2 separate regions of the Homo sapiens genome follow, and region 2 is linked to region 1. The links are chromatin contacts, found by Hi-C or POLR2A ChIA-PET in ENCODE. All regions are on one chromosome and are shown on one strand. Each heading gives the region's core, a stretch centred on a gene start or an enhancer-like site at or near the end of the contact. The rest is flanking DNA. Distances are from core to core; before and after follow the strand shown.

Region 1 (2,752 bases), core at 95-2,594:
ACTCAGACCGTGTGTGATCTGGCTCAACCAGTTCTGCGATCCCACCCAGGAACAGAAGACTGCAAGAAAACGTTACTTCAACCCCCCTGTGATCCCATCTGCAACCTGACCAATCAGCACTCCCCAAGTCCCAAGCCCCTATCTGCCAAATTATCTTTAAAAACTCCCAGAGGCAGGGTGCAGTGGTTCAACGCCTGTAATCCCAGCACTTTAGGTGGATCACGAGATCAAGAGATCAAGACCAGCCTGGCCAACATGGTGAAACCCCGTCTCTACTAAAAATACAAAAATTAGCTGGGTGTGGCGGCGCGTGCCTGTAATCCCAGCTACCCAGGAGGCTGAGGCAGGAGAATCGCTTGAACCCGTGAGGCAGAGGTTGCAGTGAGCCAAGACCATGCCACTGCATTTCAGCCTGGGCGACAGAGGGAGACTCCGTCTGAACAAACAAACAAACAAACAACTCCCGGAATGCTTGGGGAGACTGATTTGAGTACTGGAATCCCAGTACTTTAGGAGGCCAAGGTAGGTGGATCATTTGAGGTCAGGAGTTCCAGACCAGCCTGGCCAACATGGTGAAACCCCGTCTCTACTAAAATTAGAAAAATTAGCCGGGTGTGGTGGTGGGCGCCTGTAATCCCAGCACTTTGGGAAGCCAAGGCAGGTGAATTATCTGAGGTCGGGAGTTTAAGGCCAGCCTTAAACTGGCGAAACCCCGCCTCTACTAAAAATACAAAAATTATCTGGGCATGGTGGCATGTGCCTGTAATCCCAGCTACTCGGGAGGCTGAGGCAGGAGAATCGCTTGAACCCGGGAGGCGGAGGTTGCAGTGAGCCGAGATCACGCTATTGCACTCCGGCCTGGGCAACAGAGCGAGACTCCGTCTCAAACAAACAAACAAAGGAACGAAAACCTCCGGTCTCCGGCACGGCAAGCTCTGCGTGAATTACTTTCTCCATTGCAACTCCCCTGTCTTGATAAATGGGCTCTGTCTAAGCAGCGGGCAAGGTGAACTCGTTGGGCTGTTACAGGACCAGTGACAGACCAAGGGCATGCCACTGAAGGAATCCCTAGACGCACCCTTCTGGATGTGAGACAGGCGGATCTCACCCACGCCTGCCAGCAGCTCCTCGGAGAACTGTGTTCCTGGGTCAGCCCTGGCCCAGAGGAGCGCCGGGGACCCGCAGAGTGCTGCTGAAGTCAAGGCTACAACTCACCTAGGATCTGGGGCGCCAGCCCTCCGGTGGGCAGGGCGTTCTCCTCCCCCACCCCCTCCCCGCACGATGACATCAAGTGTTTGGCGTTGAGTTGCTCCATAAAAGCTGCCCGGGGAAGCCAGGAGAGCGAAGGGCGGACGTACTCGCCACGGCACCCAGGCTGCGCGCACGCGGTCCCGGTGTGCAGCTGGAGAGCGAGCGGCCACCGGGAGCCCCCGGCACAGCCCGCGCCCGCCCCGCAGGAGCCCGCGAAGATGCCCCGGCGCAGCCTGCACGCGGCGGCCGTGCTCCTGCTGGTGATCTTAAAGGAACAGCCTTCCAGCCCGGCCCCAGTGAACGGTAAAGTTTCCGCCTGCTTCTTTCCTAACACTCCTGAGCGCTCAGCCGCCCCTGGGCTGAAGGCTCTTCAATGATAAAGTAAAATCATTGCTGCGGGGAGCAGGGAAGGTGTAGTACCAAATAGTAGATTCTCAAGAAAGGATGCTCCGTTTTCCTTTGCTGAGGTTGGGTCGGGAAGCACGTTGCTTTCTAGTGGCGCTTGGCGCAGATTTGGTGTTAAAATGTTTGCGTGTACTCCCGGGCACCGCCAGCTCTGAAGATGTGGCTTGGGAACTTGCTAACCAGGGAGGAGATGCAAAGCCAAGATTTAAAACAGCGTTCCCCTGATCCACGTTTAGAAAGTAGAGACATGACTGTGGCATTCTGATTGGGGTAAGCACAGAGAAAGGTTTGCTGTGCCCCTGTGCAGAACCCGCAGACAGTGGTAGGCGCTTTTCTTTGGAGGAGAGGATCTTTACCATTAAGTCTTACCTACAAGTCAAAGGGATGATGCATCCCATTCTTAATCATTGTTTTTCTCCAGGAGGGCTCTACTATGCTGAATGTACGTGTGTGTGCACGTACACACACACACGCACGCGCGCACGCACACAAACCACACACACACACACACACACACACACAGCATATTTCTGATTGTAATTAGAACACTAAATCCCAAAAGGCTGGAGGCTGAGGGACTGAATGGAGGCTCCGTGGAGTGACAGGAGGAGGTGGCAGAGGGGACCTGAACTGTGGGCTCACGCCGGGCCAGTGAGCTAACACGTGTACAGCCAAGGCTGGTTCATTAATCTTTTGGAATAAGAAAGTGATTTTGGACCGAAAGTGATTTTACTGGCTGAAACTAGATTCTTCCTGGCGAGGCAGTGGTGGTGGGAAATGTGTCCTGCTCAGCAGCATAAAAGCTCTGAGCCTCCTCTCTTGGAGGTCACAGTGCCCATGGGGAAGGGCAGGGGAGCCAGGCTGTGGATAACTCTTAATTAAATTCCAGTCAACTAGCTGGCATGATGTGCTTGATATTATCTCCCTCATCTGGTCAGGGAGAAACAGAAGCGATGTAACAGAAGTTGGGAGAAAGGAGCGATGTAAAAGTGAAAATCAAGTTTTAAAACCACAAACTTTACATGTTTCCTTTTACGAAAGCTGCACTGAGACCAAAGTTTCCCTGGAAATCTCTTTAGTCCTAAGTTGCTCCAAG
Region 2 (2,752 bases), core at 184-2,683, 220 kb before region 1:
CCCACTAGAAGGTAAGCTTCATGAGAACAGAATTTGTCTTTTTCCTTGCCGTTTCCCTATTTGAGCAATGAATTAAGGAACCTGTGAGTAGGGATCAAGCTCCTCTTTCACACAGAAGAAACACCTGGCCTGGGAGGGGTAAAGGGCTTTGTCGCAGCTGGCGCTGGGTGGAGCCGGAGTGTGAACAGCGCCCATCACAGTGCTCCTCGCCTCTTCCACCCACCCAGAATTCTCCCCAGTGACCCAGGACCAGGCGGCTGCCGGGGGGCCGAGAGCCTTCACTAAATGTGACACATCAGTGACTACAGCCCTGAAATTCAAATTGGAAGCCTAGGCTTGTGCTCATGTCCAGCAAATCCAACAGGTGAAAAATCTAGCTTGTCAGCTTATAATGGTTCCATTATCAAAAGCTTAGCCAGGGCTGCTGGTTTTGTTTTTGTTTAGTTTGAGGCTTTTTTTTTCTTCCAAATCATTTCTTTTTCCCTTATGAGAACAGTAGAAAATATGGGTAACTATGCAGTTTATGTAAGCATTCAACAATTGGGAGCGAATTTTCTACAATCGCGAGTGCGGTCACTGCGGGAACGCATCCGCCCCAGGAAAGGTGGGCGGGCAGACGCGCGTGCGGGCAAAACCGCAAGGAGGAGCGGCTCGGTGGCTCCTTCTGCCCGTGCGCCCCTGCTTCCCCTCCTCCTGCTTCACCGAGATCACCACCGGGGCTCCTGGAGGTGGCGGTCCCCAGGACACTCCGGGAGCCGGCGGGGTCTCGCTGGGTCGCTCCGCCCGGAGGCTCCCCAGACCCCTGCGCGCGGCAGCCCTGGCCCCCGTCACCCCCGAGCGCAAGTCGGCGAACTCCGAGTGGTCAGGTCCTCCCCACCGAGGTGATTTCGGTCCAACGGCGATCGGAGTCCCCGAGGACGGTGCAGGCGCCTCCCGCCTCCGTGGGGAGCGCACAGCAGAAAGCCTGGGGCGGAAGCAAGAGGGGAAAGGCGGTGGTGTTGAGTGAGAACCAGCCGAGTGTTTTCCAAATATCCATTTAATCTTGCGTTTATCCTATGTATAAAATCGTAACGTGAGGTAGGCTTTCTTATCCCCACTGTGCAGACGGGGAAAATGAGGCTCAGAATATGCGGTGGTGGTCTGAAGGTGGAAGAGCTGGGTTCGAAGCCAGGACGGTCTGGGGCTGCGCTCCTTCCCCGGGGGCAGCGGCGGGGCGGCGTCTAGCGCTGCAGCAGCTTGCCGAGGGCCGCGGCGGGCGCGCGCGGGCGCGGGGGCTGGTCGGGCAGCATGGCGGCGCTGTGCTCTGCCCGCAGGGCCAGGCGCGGGCACGCGGCGCGCAGGCGGCGCAGGCCGGCCGCGCTCACGTTGCGGCAGAAGTCCACGTGCAATGTCTGCAGCGCGCGCCCGTCCGCCGCCACGGCAGCCAACGTGCGGTTGGTGACGCGCGCGCAGTTCTCCAGGCGCAGTGCGCGCAGGCGTGGGCAGCAGCGCAGCAGGCGCGCCAGGCAGTCGTCGGTAACGTGGCCGCAGCCCGAGAGCGTGACGGACGCCAGGTTGGGGCACCTGTGAGGAGAGTGCGGTGACCCGGGGCTCACTGGCTTGTTAAAGCTACCCAACCGCCCCATGGGACCGAGTGGACTCATTTACCGAGGAGGACTCGGGCCCTGCGAGGTGAAGACACTTGGCTGCGATGACACTGCAGGGTTCCAAGTCGGCTTTCTGGCCGGCCCATTTTCCCTCCTCTTTCTGCCCCTGCACCCCACCGTACCTTCATCTGCGTGGGTTCTTGGCTCGTAGCCTTGGGAGCCCCTAGTGGGAAGCCCCGACCCCGGCCCAGCAGAGTCCTGGGGCGGCTGTGGACAGAGGGAATGCCGGTTCCAGGAGCCACAACCCTTGACTCTTTGTTTCGCTCTGGATGTGCTGCCTTGCAGGGGAGCGGTGCTTGGCGATTGCTCCAGTCTAGCTTCAAGCTGAGGCCCCTGAATGTCCCGGCGGGACGTGAGTGGGAAGAGGGATTTGTTTCCTTGGAGGTGGCCTAGTGACAGGCCCATCCCAACCCTCAAGGCGGTGGGGGCACGCGTTAGCATTGAGTCCGGGTTCAGCTTAGTAGACTAGAGCTGTTCCTGCATCCCCTGGGCCACCAGCCTGGAAAAGGGTAGGGTTCGGAGGCAGCTAGAGGCAAGCCCTGAGCAGGTACAGTCACGGACACCCACCCAGGTCGCTTGGCCAGAAAGCTTGGGGGACCCTCTGCTGCAGCCTCACCAGCCCCTCCCAGCAAAGAAAAGATCTTGAGCCAAGTTAGACTTGGTTTATCGCCGTGTCAGTCACTCACGGAGCCTTCATTTCCTCTGCGTGGGGGGAATAATGTCTACCACTGGGGTTGTGAGGAGCCTGCAACGGGGCCTTCCACAGGCAGTCCTAACCCGCTTTCCCTGGAAACAAACGGGACCAGCCTGCTTCCAGTCCAGAAGGACCGACTAATGGGCCGGGGCCTTGGCTCCCCGCAGCCAGAGGGAGCTAGAGTCTGGGCTGGGGAAGCGTTTCCCTTTCCCTGCCAGCCTCCCCCGCAGCTCCGTGACTGCCCCTGGCTGTGCCAGCTCGGCTCCTTTGTGCCAGGGGAGGGAAGTAAGGAACTTAAATATGTTGGGTGCAGCCAGGTGTCACACCGAGCCCGGGCCTCCTTCAGGTTTGTGTGCCCTCATTAGTCACCCCGTCAACCTCTGCACCCCCAGTTTTGTACATGAAGAAACTG

Evidence for each region. Hi-C counts contacts between places; a loop is a spot of excess contacts on that map. ChIA-PET counts read pairs that join two places held with the same protein, here RNA polymerase II (POLR2A). Pooled maps may share reads with other maps.
Region 2: a loop to region 1 is called in a pooled map, with 2.0 times the contacts of the local background. The contact joins the promoter of USP3-AS1 here to the promoter of CA12 in region 1. A Hi-C loop is called at or near these places in 1 of 50 pooled maps. POLR2A ChIA-PET finds 5 or more read pairs at or near these places in 2 of 52 experiments (A673 and SK-N-SH).

The regions. Positions count from the first base shown.
Region 1 is chr15:63,380,438-63,383,189 of GRCh38, reverse strand. It overlaps CA12 (carbonic anhydrase 12), which reads left to right and starts at 1,344. Exons shown (of 11, transcript NM_001218.5): 1 at 1,344-1,554. The coding sequence starts at 1,470. RefSeq lists enhancers at 620-1,139, 1,140-1,660.
Region 2 is chr15:63,599,508-63,602,259 of GRCh38, reverse strand. USP3-AS1 (USP3 antisense RNA 1) reads left to right here and starts at 1,433. Exons shown (of 3, transcript NR_034080.1): 1 at 1,433-1,671. It overlaps FBXL22 (F-box and leucine rich repeat protein 22), which reads right to left. Exons shown (of 2, transcript NM_001367807.1): 2 at 1,019-1,563. The coding sequence ends at 1,221. RefSeq lists silencers at 692-821, 1,242-1,531 and enhancers at 519-1,336, 1,599-2,316.